4 separate regions of the Homo sapiens genome follow, and all the other regions are linked to region 2. Evidence: chromatin contacts called from ENCODE Hi-C or POLR2A ChIA-PET data. All regions are on one chromosome and are shown on one strand. The core of a region is the stretch at or near the end of the contact, and the rest is flanking DNA. Distances in the headings are between cores, read along the strand shown.

Region 1 (3,470 bases), core at 617-3,116, 360 kb before region 2:
CCAGGTGTTGGGGCACCTGCGGGACAGAGTGGCCCTGGTCCCAGACTGGTTTTTGTTTTTGGTTTTTTTTTTTTTTGAGACGGAGTCTCTGTCGCCCAGGCTGGAGCGCAGTGGCGCTATCTAGACTCACTGCAAGCTCCGCCTCCCGGGCTCACGCCATTCTCCTGCCTCAGCCTCCCGAGTAGCTGGGACTACGGGCGCCCGCCACCACGCCCAGATAATTTTTTGTATTTTTAGTAGAGACGGGGTTTCACCATATTAGCCACAATGGTCTCGATCTCCTGACATTGTGATCCGCCCGCCTCGGCCCCCCAAAGTGTTGGGATCACAGGCGTGAGCCACCGTGCCCGGCCTGTATGTTGATGCAGCTGTGTGTACCCAGGGCATAGCAACAATGCCACTGGCACAGTCCGAGGGCAGGGCCACCCGTCACGGGCACGACTCAGGGGAGGCTGGGCTGCCCCGTCCTCACCACGGCCAGTTCTCCCGACCAAGCTTCACAGCAAGGAGCATGTGGGTGTCTGGGCAGCCACTGAGCCAGGTCAGAAGTCAGGTGGGGTCACAGTGATGCCCGGAATCAGCTGGGGTCAAGACTCAGGTGGGCTGGGCGCGGTGGCTCATGCCTATAATCCCAGCATTTGGGAGGCCGACGCAGACGGATCCCTTTATTAGTCCAAACTGCATCCTCCCCTTCCTTTCAAAACCTAACAACACACTTGAGGTCAGGGGTTCGAGACCAGCCTGGCCAACATGGTGAAACCCCATCTCTACTTAAAATACAAAATTAGCCGGACGTGGTGGCGGGCACCTGTAATCTCAGCTACTCGGGAGGCTGAGGCGGACACTAGCTTGAACCCGGGAGGCGGAGGTTGCAGTGAGATTGTGCCACTGCACTCCAGCCTGGGCCACAGAACGAGACTCTGTCTCATTTAAAAAAAAAAAAAAAAAAAAGACTCGGGTAGGACAAAGGTCAGGCTGGGAGGAGGGCACAGCCAGGCTCGGGCTCAGCTTGGGGTGGGGGCTCCGTGGGGCTGGCGCCTCTCCCGGGTCAGGTGCTGAGCCGATGCTGGCCGGCGTAGGCCTCTTTCCCAGTTTCTCTGGGGGGCAGGAGCACCTTGCCAACCTCTGATGGCTCCAGCGCCTGCACTCGCCTCACACCACATGGTGACTTCAACGGGGACCAGGGAAGCCCTCGCCCCTCCCACCCCTCAGAGCCCTCCCCGACCTCGCCCACTTCTCAGAGCTCCCGCTGTCGGGGGAACCGAGGCAGCGCCGCGCCTGGAAGCCAGGTCTGCGGATCCCGCCTCGCTCCCGCCCCTTCCTCCCTTCCGCGTGGCCAGCGCGACCCTAGGACAGACTTCGCGCCCGTCCCCTGCACAGACGGGGAAACGGAGACGGGGACGCGGGGTCGCGCCGGATGGACCGGCCCTGCCCCTCCGGTCCCGGTCAGGACCCCGCGCCGCGCCCCGTTCACCGCCCGCGGCCCCGCCCCGCGCCGGCACGTCACAAAACAACCCCAAAGCCGGGGGACCGGGCCGGTGACGGCGCAGAGCAGCCCTGCCCGCCTCCTTGCGCACAGCGTCCGCGGTGCTGGTCGAGCAGGGGGCGACGGCGGCGGCCTCGGGGATCGGAAGAGCCCGGGGCTGCGCGCTCGAACCCTCCCTCCCGGCGGAGGCGCTCGGCGCCGTAGGCGGGACCGGGGCCGGGACTCCACCTCCCGGCGTCCCCTGCGGCCGGGCGCGCAGGCGCAAGTCGGACCTGGCCGCGGAGCGCAGGCGCAGTCGGGGCCAGGCGGTGCGCGCAGGCGCAGCGGGGGGCGGGGCGCGCGGGCCCGGCCAAGGCAAGCGCCGGTGGGGCGGCGGCGCCAGAGCTGCTGGAGCGCTCGGGGTCCCCGGGCGGCGGCGGCGGCGCAGAGGAGGAGGCAGGCGGCGGCCCCGGTGGCTCCCCCCCGGACGGTGCGCGGCCCGGCCCGTCTCGCGAACTCGCGGTGGTCGCGCGGCCCCGCGCTGCTCCGACCCCGGGCCCCTCCGCCGCCGCCATGGCTCGGCCGCTAGTGCCCAGCTCGCAGAAGGCGCTGCTGCTGGAGCTCAAGGGGCTGCAGGAAGAGCCGGTCGAGGGATTCCGCGTGACACTGGTGGACGAGGGCGATCTATACAACTGGGAGGTGGCCATCTTCGGGCCCCCCAACACCTACTACGAGGGCGGCTACTTCAAGGTGAGCGCGGCGACCCCCGCCCGGGTCCCGGAGCCCACGAGCGACCTCGGGCGCCGGGAACCAGCTCCCTGCCCCGCGGTCCTAGCGCTGTTGCTGGGCGGGCCCCGAAGCCTCCTGGCTTGGGCTCGTTTCCCTTCTATGGCCACGTTCCCCCACCCAGCTCTGCCCGGCCCCCTCCTCGGACCGTCTCGGGGACCTTCAGCCTCTGCTGCAGTCCTCGAAAATCCCCAGTTCCCTTCAAGGCATCGTCCGGTCCCCTGTTAGGCTCTTGGCCCCCGGAGGGGTGGCCGGGGGCCCTCCCTGTAGCATCTGGGCGTGGGGCTCTTGCCCACCTCCTCCTTGGCGGGGGCTGGACCCCGGCTGCCTCCCCCTCCGCCCCTGCGAGAAAGAGGGAGCGGAGCCCAGGCCGCGCCGGCCTTTCAGCTGCCCTCCCCGCCCTCCCCGGAGGAGACAAAGAGGCCCCCCCAGACCCCGTAGCTGCTATTGTTGGGGAGCTGGGCCCGTGAGCGGGGGAGCGAGGCCAGCCTGGGGGTGGCTGGCGCGGCCACTCGCTCAGTCTCCAACAAAGGCCCGGATGAGCCTTGGCAGCCAGGACCCGCCTGGAAAGCGGCCACCCTTGCCAGTAGCAGCCGGCCAGGCGCCCTGGGCTCCATCCCCTGCTTTATGTAACCTGCGCCCTCGGGAAGGCCGAAGTAGGGGCGTGCCTCCCACCTGCTCCCTGCAGCTCTCTCCAGGCCTCCCGGCTCGGGCCCGCGTCCCGGACCCCGACCTCAGAAGCTCCGGGCTCGCTCATCCCAGCTGGTCTTGGCCTTTCTCAGAGTCCACTGAACAGGTGGCTTCTTGGGACCCAAACCCCGAGTTCTGGGCCGTTTCTTCTGCCCTCTGGCGGTTTAATTCCAAGCAGTTTCTGGATGTTTTTGTTGTTGTTGGGAGCGGGGAGGCTGTTTCTGTCTCATGTGAAAAGGACTCAGGCCAAAACCAGGGCAGTTTTCTTGATCTCACGATCCAGACGTGACCTTTGACTTCTTTTAGCGTTCAGGGACCTCGTTCTTGGGGCCAGAGGGACAAAGCGAGGGGCCCTGTGTGAGCGGTGGGGAACGAGCACCCTGTCCAGGAATCTCCCCCTCCCACCGTCACTTCCTGCCAAGAGCCTGGACACGACACGACACTGCAGGGCCCGGCCCGCTCTGCCCCGGCCAGCTGCGGGCGTGGGGCCGAGGGACCGATGCCTCCCGCACGATATGTGTCTGCTCTC
Region 2 (3,176 bases), core at 537-3,036:
CACCAGGACCCCTCTGGCTGTCTAGGGAACAGACCATGGGGGCCAAGGGCACAGCCGGGAGACGCAGCGGAGGGTCTGCGCTGGCCCAGGTGAGTGATGATGGGGGCAGCAAGTGGACACTAGCTCTCTCCCGAAGGAAGAGCCCGCAGACAGGCAAGCGGTGGGGCGGCTCCCTGTAGCCGAGGCGGGGCTGAGTGACAGGGAACACCTGTGGCCGAGGCGGGGCTGAGTGACAGGGAACACCTGTGGCCGAGGCGGGGGCTGAGTGTGACGGGGAACACCTGTGGCCGAGGCGGGGCTGAGTGTGACGGGGAACACCTGTGGCCGAGGCGGGGCTGACTGACAGGGAACACCTGTGGCCGAGGCGGGGGCTGAGTGTGACGGGGAACACCTGTGGCCGAGGCGGGGCTGAGTGTGACGGGGAACACCTGTGGCCGAGGCGGGGCTGAGTGTGACGGGGAACACCTGTGGCCGAGGCGGGGGCTGAGTGTGACGGGGAACACCTGTGGCCGAGGCGGGGCTGAGTGTGATGGGGAACACCTGTGGCCGAGCCGGGGGCTGAGTGTGACGGGGAACACCTGTGGCCGAGGCGGGGCTGAGTGTGACGGGGAACACCTGTGGCCGAGGCGGGGCTGAGTGTGTTGGGGAACACCTGTGGCCGAGGCGGGGGCTGAGTGTCACAGGGAACAGAGGGGGCACCTCCTCGAGGCTTTCTAAGCGCCTGGCATCCAGACGGGCTGTTTCGCTTCGCAAAGGCAAAAGCCCAGGGAGCCTGGAATCACCCGCAACCAGGTTCTCCTCAAACCCTAACCCCGGCTCCCTACTTCTTCAGGGCCTGCCCCAGACCCCCAAGGCTCCGCCACAAGCCTCTAAAAGTCTTTCAGCCCCACCCCTGACCCCCTTTGCTTCCCACACTTCATTTCACCCCTTGAGCCCACGGCCTCACCCTAAATTCTCAGGCTTCACCGTAGGGGTCCCATGTACTCTCCAGGTCCAGCCTCCAACGCCCTTAGCTCTCCAGGCCCAACCCCTAAAACTCCCCAGTCCCCAGACTCCACCCCGGGGACCCCACGTACTCTCCAGGCCCTTCCCCTATTGCCCCCAAATACGAGGCTTCATCCCAGGGACCCCATAGCCTCTTCAGGCCCCGCCCCTATAACCCCCAATCTCCAGGGTCCATCCCAGGGACCCCCTACCCTCTCCAGACCCCTATAACTCCGCAGTCCCCAGTCTCCACCCTAGGGACCCTATTCCCTCTCCAGGCCCCGCACCGATAACCCCGCAGTCTCCAGGCCCTGCCTCTACAGCCCCCCAGTCCCCAGGCTCCACCCCGGCGACCCCAAACCCACTCCAGGCCCCGCCCCCGAAGTCCCACCAAGCGCCTTCAGCCTCGCCCCAAACTCTCCTTAGGCCCCGCCCCGAACCCAGCCCCGCGGGCCTCAGGCCTCCCCCAGGTTTCCGCCGCAAACCCTGAGCCCCGAGCCCCGCGCCCCGCGCCCCGCGCCCCGCGCCCCGCGCCCCGCGCCCCGCGCCCCGCGCCCCAGGCCGCCTACCCAGCAGCCTTTGCTCCCGGCCACGCCCCCGACCCCGCAGGCCCCGCCACGGCTGCGCCGCGTTCCCTCGGGTCCGTGGACACGGTCAGGGGTCCGTCCGCCCTCGCCGGGCCCCCGCAGCCCCGCACTCACCTGGTCGGCCCGTGCGCCAAGCTCAGCGGGCGTCCGCGGTGCGATCTTCCCTAGCGCCTCGGGTCTGGCGCCGCCATCTTCCTCGGTAACAACCAGTCGCCTGAGGCGTGGGGCCGCCTCCCAAAGACTTCTGGGAGGGCGGTGCGGCTCAGGCTCTGCCCCGCCTCCGGGGCTATTTGCATACGACCATTTCCAGTAATTCCCAGCAGCCACCGTAGCTATATTTGGTAGAACAACGAGCACTTTCTCAACTCCAGTCAATAACTACGTTAGTTGCATTACACATTGGGCTAATATAAATAGAGGTTAAATCTCTAGGTCATTTAAGAGAAGTCGGCCTATGTGTACAGACATTTGTTCCAGGGGCTTTAAATAGCTGGTGGTGGAACTCAATATTCGTGCTCGCTTCGGCAGCACATATACTAAAATTGGAACGATACAGAGAAGATTAGCATGGCCCCTGCGCAAGGATGACACGCAAATTCGTGAAGCGTTCCATATTTTTTTTTTTTTTTCCATTTTCCCTCCCAGAAACGGAATCTTGCTCTGTTGCCCAGGCTGGAATGCAATGGCGCGATCTTAGCTTGTTGCAACCTCCGCCTCCCGGGTTGAAGCGATTCTCCTGCCTCAGCCTCCCGAGTAGCTGGGATTATAAACATGCGCCACCACGCCCGGCTAATTTTTGTATTTTGGTAGAGACGGGGTTTCGCCATGTTGGCCAGGGTGGTCTCTATCTACTGACCTCCTGATCCGCCCGCCTCGGCCTCCCAGAGTACTGGGATTACAGGTGTGAGCCACCGCGCCCGGCCTTTCTTCCATTTTCTAATGTCCAAGAGTGGGGAAACTGTAAGCGAAGTCACCGACCCCGTTGAGTATTCCTACTTCCAACCCTATTCCCACCTCCTCCTCCAAAAGCCAGTTTAATGCAATGGATGTGGTGCTCTTCTATTTTTATTTTTATTTTTTTTGAGACAGGGTCTCGCTCTGTGGCCCAGGCTGGAGTGCAGTAGCGCGATCTCAGCTCACTGCAACCTCCGCCTTCCAGGCTCAAGCGATTCTCCTGCCTCAGCCTCCCGAGTAGCTGGGACTACAGGCGCGCACCACCATGCCCAACAAATTCTTGTATTTTTAGTAGAGACGGAGTTTCACCATGTTGGCCAGGATGGTCTCAGTCTCTTGACCTGGTGATCTGCCTGCCTCAGCCTCCCAAAGTGCTGGGATTACAGGCGTGAGCCACCGCGCCCAGCCTGTTTTTTCAAAATTTTAATAGCGATGGGGTCTCACTATGTTGCCCAGGCTGATTTCAAACTCCAGGCCTCAAGCCCTCCTTCCACCCCGGCCTCCCAAAGTGCTGGGATTATAGGCGTGAGCCACCGCGGCCTCACTGCATGATTTTTGCAAGAATTCTGCAAATATAAAACTGTTCTAAAATTACAGGTTAACAATGGCCCAAATATCAGAGTGTTTTTTCTGGATCAGGGTTCAGTTCTC
Region 3 (3,355 bases), core at 712-3,211, 280 kb after region 2:
CCAGATCTCAAATTCGCCCTTTCTCGGCAAGAACTCTGAAGGTGGCCCGGAGCAGGCCACTGTGAGAAGCCATCACCCCACGACCAGGGTCACCCCTGGGAAAATCTGGGGCCGGGCAGCCAGATCCCTGAAGGCCAGAGGATGTCTGGGAAGAAAGGGCGTGGACGGCACCTGCTGGGCCTGCCACAAACTCTCTGGGTCCCATGTCCCCGCTGCTCCTCTTCCAGGGCCGAGTCAGGGAGAGACATCCCAGGGAGGGCACCCGAAACAGCACAGCACCCCTCAGTCAGGAAGCAGTGCCGGCTGCCCTGGCCCGGAGGAAGAGGCCTGGAAGAAAGTTTGAAGCCTGTAATCCCCGTGTAATCGGGCTGGCTGCCCACGGGGTCTGCGGCCCTGGGTCCTCGGCCCCTCCCATGCTCTTCTCTTGAACCTCGGCTTCCTCTGCCCCTCTGTAAAACACTCACTGCAACCGCCCCCCCCGCCCCGGCAAACTGGCAGCCAGCATCAGCACAGGCCAGCTCCGAGGCCGGGCACTCTCGCTGACAGGGCGTGCAACAGATGGCACCAAACCTATCCCGTCCCGTCCCAGCAGTCACAGGCAGGAAGGACGTTCTGAGCAGGCGGGAACAACAGGCATTCCGGGAAGAAGCAGCCAGGGGAGGCCCCGGCTACACATTTAAGAGATTTTTTTTTTTTTTTTTTAACTTTTCAGAATGTTAATCAGTTCATCCAGGGAGACACCCACCGTCCCTGCCCCAGCACCATCCGTGCCCGGCGTCCCTGGAGGCGCTGGGTGGGCTCTCCACAACGCCTGCCCCCCACGCCCCAGGTCAGTCTGGGGATTGGTCCCTCCAGGCCCCACCTGCCTTATTCTTCGGGACTCTGGGGTGGTGGGAAGAGTGCCCTACGGGGGACAGGACCCACCAGGAGGCCTGCGCTTCCCCTTCACCGACACACGCTGCTCCCGGGCCCCACTCGGGCCATCTCAGCCCGCTACCCTCCCTCCCGCCTGTCCCTGGAAGCCGGGTTTGAATGCGACCCGCACTCCCACCCCCAACACGCTCTGCAGACTCCGCCCAGACGGCCCCGGGGTCACCTAATATCAGCAAGCCCCCATCCCAAACCGGGGGACCTCCATGCAGAAACCGAAAAACCATCTGCCCCAGAAGAGAAGTCGGAGGCCCCAGGAGCGGGAGGGGCGGGGAGCAAGGGGAGGGAGGGAGACAGGGCTGCGCTGCGGGGCCGAGAAGGCAAGGGTCCTGGGACCGGGGACAAGGAGGAGGAAGGGGCACGAACGCCCGAGGAGCCTGGAGTCAGGAATCGGGGCGGCGGGAGAGACCGGGGGTCACTCCCAGGAAGGGGTCGAGGTCACGAGGCGCATGGAGTCGAGAGTCCCCAAAAGGGAAGGCCAGGATACCGAGGAAAAGCGGGTGCGGGGTCACCAAGGGGCTCGGGGGCACCGATGAGTGCGGGGTCAAGGGTTACCAGAAAACGAAAGGTCGGGGGTCACCAAGCTGCGCGGTACAGGGAGTCACCCGGAAGAGCGGGAAGGAAAGGTTGGGAGGGTTGTCGTGGAAGGTAGGGTTAAGGTTCACGGCAGGGGGTCGCCGGGGGGCGGGGGGGCAGGTCAAGGTTCACGGCGGTGGTCGCGGGGCAGCGCGGGGTCAACGTTGGCGGCGAAGGGCGGGGTCGGAAGGGGTCGCGGCGGAGGGCGGGGGTCCCGCCGCGCTCGCCCCCGCCCCACGGCCCCCAGAACCCCCAGCCCCGGGCGCAGGGGTCCGCGGGGAGCGCCGGACCCACAAGCGGGGTCGGGCCAGGCAGGGGTCGCGGTGGAGCCGGGGCGGGGGTCGCAACCAGAGCCTCACCTCGGGCCCGGGTCCGGCCGGGCGCGGAGCCCGCGGCGCCTGTTTCTCCGAGCCTCGCAGCTGCCGCCGCTCACTTCCGGGTTTCGGGCGCCATCTTGGGGGCCCCGCGCACTTCCGGTCATGCCGCGGGGCGGGGCCTCCACCTGCGGGGGCGTGGTCTCGGTTCGGGGGCGGGGCCACCTTCCAAGCCAATCCCTTGAGGTCCTTCCGCTATTCGGAAGGGGCTGGGACTCCTACGGCTCTGGGTTCGAATCCCGCCCTGCCTGGTTCTCTTGAGACCCCAGCATGTGCTTTCACCTCCTCAAGCCTCAGTTTCCTCTTCTGCACCGTGCTGGTGAAATGGAATCTGCTTTGTGGTACAGCATCCCCTTTTTTCCTCCTTCCTCAGAACCCCCTCCAAGCCTCTGCATGTGCCACGTCCCCCACTGGGGCTCACTCACCCGAGACTTTTAAACTGAGACTCCCTCAAAAGCTACTAAGACGATCACCAGCCGGGCGCAGTGGCTCACGCCTGTAATCGCAGCACTTTGAGAGGCTGAGGCGGATGGATCACTTGAGGTCGGGAGTTTGAGGCCAACCTGGACAATATGATGAAACCCCGTCTCTACTAAATATACAAAAATTAGCTGGGCGTGATGGCGGGCACCTGTAATCCCAGCTACTCAGGAGGCTGAGGCAGTAGTATCGCTTGAACCTGGGAGGTAGTTATTGCAGTGAGCTGAGATCGCACCACTGCACTCCAGCCCGGGCAACAGAGTGAGACTCCATCTCAAAAATAAATAAATAAATAACGAAATAAAATAAAATGAAATAAAATCATCACCTCTGGGCCTGTCAGACATACTCTCTCACGAAAAGTTATCTCTGTTCATTAATCTCTCTCCCTAACCAAATACAGTTCTGGACGCTTCAGCATGGTGACTGGCACATGGGGGTTTGGGTAAGTCCCAGGGGCTACCCCCAAGAGAGCAGGATCCTTTCAGGCAGGGCCACGGGGGCCTGAGGGGCTCCTCCTCTCGGTGGCTGTGGTGGGAGGCTGCCCTGCGTGGGGAGCTGGAGTCTCAGGGCACTTTTCCTGTGACTTGAGCCAGTGAAGGCAGATCCAGTGTGGGAGGCACCACCGCCTCCCCAGCCCAATTTCAGCCATGACAATACTGATACAGCTCCCTGGACCCAAGCAGCCACAAGCCAGAGGCCTCTGCCCCCATTCCAACCCCCTGAAACTAGAGTTGATTTCTCCATGACTTTGTTAATTCATTCAGTGACTTCTAATCGATGCTGCTCTGTGCTTGGTCATGAGCTGGGAAAACCCAGGGTCTCACAGAGGACTCAGCTGTCTGTCCCAACATCAGAAAGCCCCTGGTCTAGGGGAGAGAGAACCAGGACCAGACACTCCAATATGCGGGATCTCTGGGAGGGTTGAAATGTCTGCCTAGGGCTTCATAGAGGGCTGCATGCTGAAGAGTGTGTTGAAGCTGGGGTTTTGAAGT
Region 4 (3,350 bases), core at 237-2,736, 260 kb before region 2:
GCGTGAGCCACCGCACCAGGCCTCGGACCCTTGACCTCTTGATCCGCCCACCTTGGCCACCCAAAAGTGCTGGGAGTACAGGCGTGAGCCACCGCACCAGGCCTCGAACCCCCGACCTCTTGATCCGCCCACCTCGGCCACCCAAAAGTGCTGGGATTACAGGCGTGAGCCACCGCACCTGGCCAGGTTTTTTCCCTTTATAAAGGTTCTCCCGCCTCTCCCTTCCCGGCTGCCTAATGGACGCAGACAGGATGTGGGACAGAAGCACCGGCGGGAAGCAAGCACAGGGAAGCTCCCACCTCCCTCCCACACCACCAGCCAGGCCAGGACGAGGGCCTGCCACCGCTGGAGCCTGGGCTGTCCCTCCCAAGTTTCGCAGTCATCCAGTCTCCATTAGGCGCCTACCCCCCAGAGCCAAGCCAGGACAGCTGAGTCAGTTCAGGGTTCACATCCTGGCTCTGCACATGTGGCCTTGGCGGCGGGGCCGGGGGGGGGGTCTCTCCAGACATAATCTTGGGCCTCACCTATGTCCCTGGAAAGTGGGAGCACCTGGTGGGGTTCTGGGGAGGGGGAATTACGAGAGCTCCAGGAAGGAGCCTGCTCAGCAAGGACAGGGCCCATGAGCGGTGCAAGAGATGTTTCAGCAACGCCGTCTGGGCGTGTCCTGGGACCCGAGAGGTGGAGACCGCCCTCAGCCTGTCTCAGAATCTGAGCCTTTGCCTTTTCTCCCGGCAGCAGGGAGCGGACTCTCCTCTCCCGGGCCGCCGTGGGGGTCGCGCTCACCCTCCAGCAGCTCCACGTGGCCCCAGTCCTTCCTGCGGTCTTGGTCTTGCTCCTGGGGGCTGGCGGACGAGCTCCTCCTGGGGCCGCAGACGCCACCGGCGGTCCCTGCGGGAAAGACGAGAGCGGCTGAGCGGGGCCGGGCGTGTGGGCGGGGGCCTCCATAAAGGCAGAAGCCGAAGGGTCGAAGGGCAAAGGAGCCCTAAACGCAGCGGAAACTCTCGGAGCACGGGCTTAAGTTGGAAAGAAACTAAGACAGCGAAGGTGGAAGGGCCCCGCCGCGGCGAACACGGGCGCGGAACCGCCGAGAGAGGGTTCCTCGCACTCGAGGTGCAGCAGGTCAAAGGTTAAGAGCCCTAAACACCACACCTGGGGTCAGGAGGCTGCATAAGAAACCACGAGTCAAAGGTCAGACTGCACGGAGGAGCCTCAGTCGAAAAGCGGGCAAGGGCGAGTGGAAAGCGGGGCCGGGTCGGTGGGCTGCGCACGCCCAGGTGCAAAGAGGCAAAGGTCAAAGCGCCAAAGGCCCCGGCCGCGCGGGGAGGAGCCCACGCCGTGGCCCCCGGGCTGCCTGGCCGTCTCCCTTTGTGTTACCTTCTTTGCCGGGGAGTCCCGGGCGGCCGCAAGGCCGTAGGGCTCGTTTGAGCCCCGCCGCTCCGCGGCCCCAGCAAAGTGCCGACATTACGCACGCCGCTCCAGGCCACCCCACCGGCCCGCGCCTGCGCATGCGCCCGCGCCGCCTGCCGGGAGTTGTGGTTTCATGGTCGACGGAGGCTGCGAAGGGAAACCCCAGCCGGAAGTAGACTCCCAGGATGCAGCGGAGGCGCGAAGGCATGCGCCGGTGGACGCTCTGATTGGTTCCTCCTGCTGTTTTTAAAGGGAGGGGGCGGGACAGAGCTGTTGCCGTGGCAACTGGGAGGCACTCTCAGGCTGTTTTCCCGAGGACCTCAAATCCGGACTTTTTTTCTGTTTTTCTTTCTTTTTTGGTTTTGTTTTGGACGCGTTGTGGCCCAGGCTGGAGTGCAGTGGCGTGATCATAGCTCAGTGCAGCTTCGAACTGCTGGGGTAAAGAGATCCTCGCCCCTCGGCTTCCCAAAGCGCTGGGATTGCAGACGCCGCCACCGTGCCCGGCTTTTTTTTTTTTTTTTTCAAGGCATACTCATCTAATAACGAGGACAGCATCTGCAATTTAGAGATTCCTGTCCGCAACCTTCATTGCTCCAACGACAACTTTTGGGTAAGAGTCATTAGGATGCCGTCTATCATGGAGGAAGCTGAGGCTCAGAGAGGGCCACCAAGTTGCTGGAAGACACAGCACGTGCGACCTCAGGGAGGCTGCAAGGAGAGAAAGCCCCAGTCCGCGAGACTCCCAGCCTCCAGCTTCAGTTTACCCTCCAATCCCCAAGCCCTCAGGGGCAGGAGCCGAATGGAGCGGCAGGCTTGGATTCACCTGCTAAGTGGGGTGAGGTCAAGGGAATGAAATAAACCTCGGAGCCTAGAGCCTGCCCTGGTCTCCGCGTGATCCTGCCTAGGAGGAGCAGGGCGGGAGCTTTAGAATGGAACCTGGAAGGTGTGCCCACCTGTGTCGTTCAGCCGGGGCAGCAGGCCAGAGGCGGGAGCGCCTGCTGTGGGGCAGTAGGCTTGGGAAGGGTGAGAATAGGAATATCTGGGGGTAACTGTGTTCCAGGCTAATATCCCAGTTGCAAAGGGGAGCTGGTTTGGTGGCTCAGGCCTGTCATCCCAGCACTTTGGGAGGCTGAGGCGGGCGGATCACCTAAGGTCAGAGTTCGAGACCAGCTTGGCAAATACGCAAGCATGCCTGGCAACATGGCAAAACCCCGTCTCTAGTAAAAATACAAAAATTATCCGGGGGTGGTGGCGGGCACCTGTAATCCCAGCTACTCGGGAGGCTGAGGCAGGAGAATCGCTTGAACCCGGGAGGCGGAGGTTGCAGTGAGCCAAGATCTCGCCACTGCACTCCAGCCTGGGTGACAGAGCGAGAACCTGTCTCAAAAAAAAAAAAGTGCAAAGGGAGGTCAGTTCAGTGCCTCAGGCCTGTAATCCCAGCACTTTGGGAGGCTGCGGCGGGAGGATCGCTTGAGCCCAGGAGTTCCAGACAAGCCTTGGGCAACCGAGATACTGAGACCCAGTCTCCACCAAAGGAAAAAAAGAAATTAGCCAGGCATGGTGGTGCACACCTGTGGTCCCAGATACTCGGGAGGCTGAGGCAGGAGGACTGCTTGAGCCCAGGAGGTTTAGACTGCAGTGAGCTGAGATGGCGCCACTGTACTCCAGCCTGGGTTGACAGAACAGGACCCTGTCTCAAAACAAAACAAGTGCAAAGGCCCTGAGGCAGGAACAAGCGTGGACAGAGGAGCAATTTGAGCAGAGTGGGGCTGGGGAGAGGGAGCAAAGATGTAGCTGGGGCTCAGTTAGGGGGCCTGACCACACGGGGGCTCGGGGGCCTCAGCTCAAGCTATCCTCCATCCCCAAACCCTGGCACTTCAGTTTCCCCATCAGCCCAGAACGAGGACTCGACCTCACTCTGGAAGGGCCTGGCAGCCTCCTTA

Evidence for each region. Hi-C counts contacts between places; a loop is a spot of excess contacts on that map. ChIA-PET counts read pairs that join two places held with the same protein, here RNA polymerase II (POLR2A). Pooled maps may share reads with other maps.
Region 1: a loop to region 2 is called in a pooled map, with 14 times the contacts of the local background. The contact joins the promoter of CDC34 here to the promoter of MED16 in region 2. A Hi-C loop is called at or near these places in 6 of 50 pooled maps. POLR2A ChIA-PET finds 5 or more read pairs at or near these places in 3 of 52 experiments (B cell, HEK293 and OCI-LY7).
Region 3: a loop to region 2 is called in a map with no recorded cell type, with 16 times the contacts of the local background. The contact joins the promoter of SBNO2 here to the promoter of MED16 in region 2. A Hi-C loop is called at or near these places in 1 of 168 maps with a recorded cell type or tissue (posterior vena cava), 1 of 37 single-sample maps with no recorded cell type and 3 of 50 pooled maps. POLR2A ChIA-PET finds 5 or more read pairs at or near these places in 2 of 52 experiments (HEK293 and K562).
Region 4: a loop to region 2 is called in a pooled map, with 14 times the contacts of the local background. The contact joins the promoter of POLRMT here to the promoter of MED16 in region 2. A Hi-C loop is called at or near these places in 1 of 37 single-sample maps with no recorded cell type and 11 of 50 pooled maps. POLR2A ChIA-PET finds 5 or more read pairs at or near these places in 1 of 52 experiments (GM10248).

Annotation. Positions count from the first base shown.
Region 1 is chr19:529,894-533,363 of GRCh38, forward strand. It overlaps CDC34 (cell division cycle 34, ubiquitin conjugating enzyme), which reads left to right and starts at 1,867. Exons shown (of 5, transcript NM_004359.2): 1 at 1,867-2,215. The coding sequence starts at 2,039. RefSeq lists silencers at 1,372-2,111, 2,532-2,701 and enhancers at 1,908-2,564, 2,962-3,011, 3,082-3,241.
Region 2 is chr19:891,401-894,576 of GRCh38, forward strand. MED16 (mediator complex subunit 16) reads right to left here and starts at 1,787. Exons shown (of 16, transcript NM_005481.3): 1 at 1,686-1,787. It overlaps RNU6-9 (RNA, U6 small nuclear 9), which reads left to right and starts at 2,084; the gene lies at 2,084-2,190. RefSeq lists silencers at 1,405-1,454, 1,505-1,774 and an enhancer at 1,915-2,064.
Region 3 is chr19:1,172,307-1,175,661 of GRCh38, forward strand. It overlaps SBNO2 (strawberry notch homolog 2), which reads right to left and starts at 1,962. Exons shown (of 32, transcript NM_014963.3): 1 at 1,866-1,962. It overlaps LOC102725180 (collagen alpha-1(VII) chain), which reads left to right. Exons shown (of 3, transcript XR_005647046.2): 2 at 713-1,578; 3 at 2,254-2,687. RefSeq lists enhancers at 330-888, 2,273-2,322 and a silencer at 1,823-2,132.
Region 4 is chr19:632,051-635,400 of GRCh38, forward strand. POLRMT (RNA polymerase mitochondrial) reads right to left here and starts at 1,487. Exons shown (of 21, transcript NM_005035.4): 1 at 1,375-1,487; 2 at 784-888. The coding sequence starts at 1,462. LOC105372234 (a long non-coding RNA gene) reads left to right here and starts at 1,414. Exons shown (of 2, transcript XR_936226.2): 1 at 1,414-1,845; 2 at 1,934-3,350. RefSeq lists silencers at 1,271-1,430, 1,441-1,700.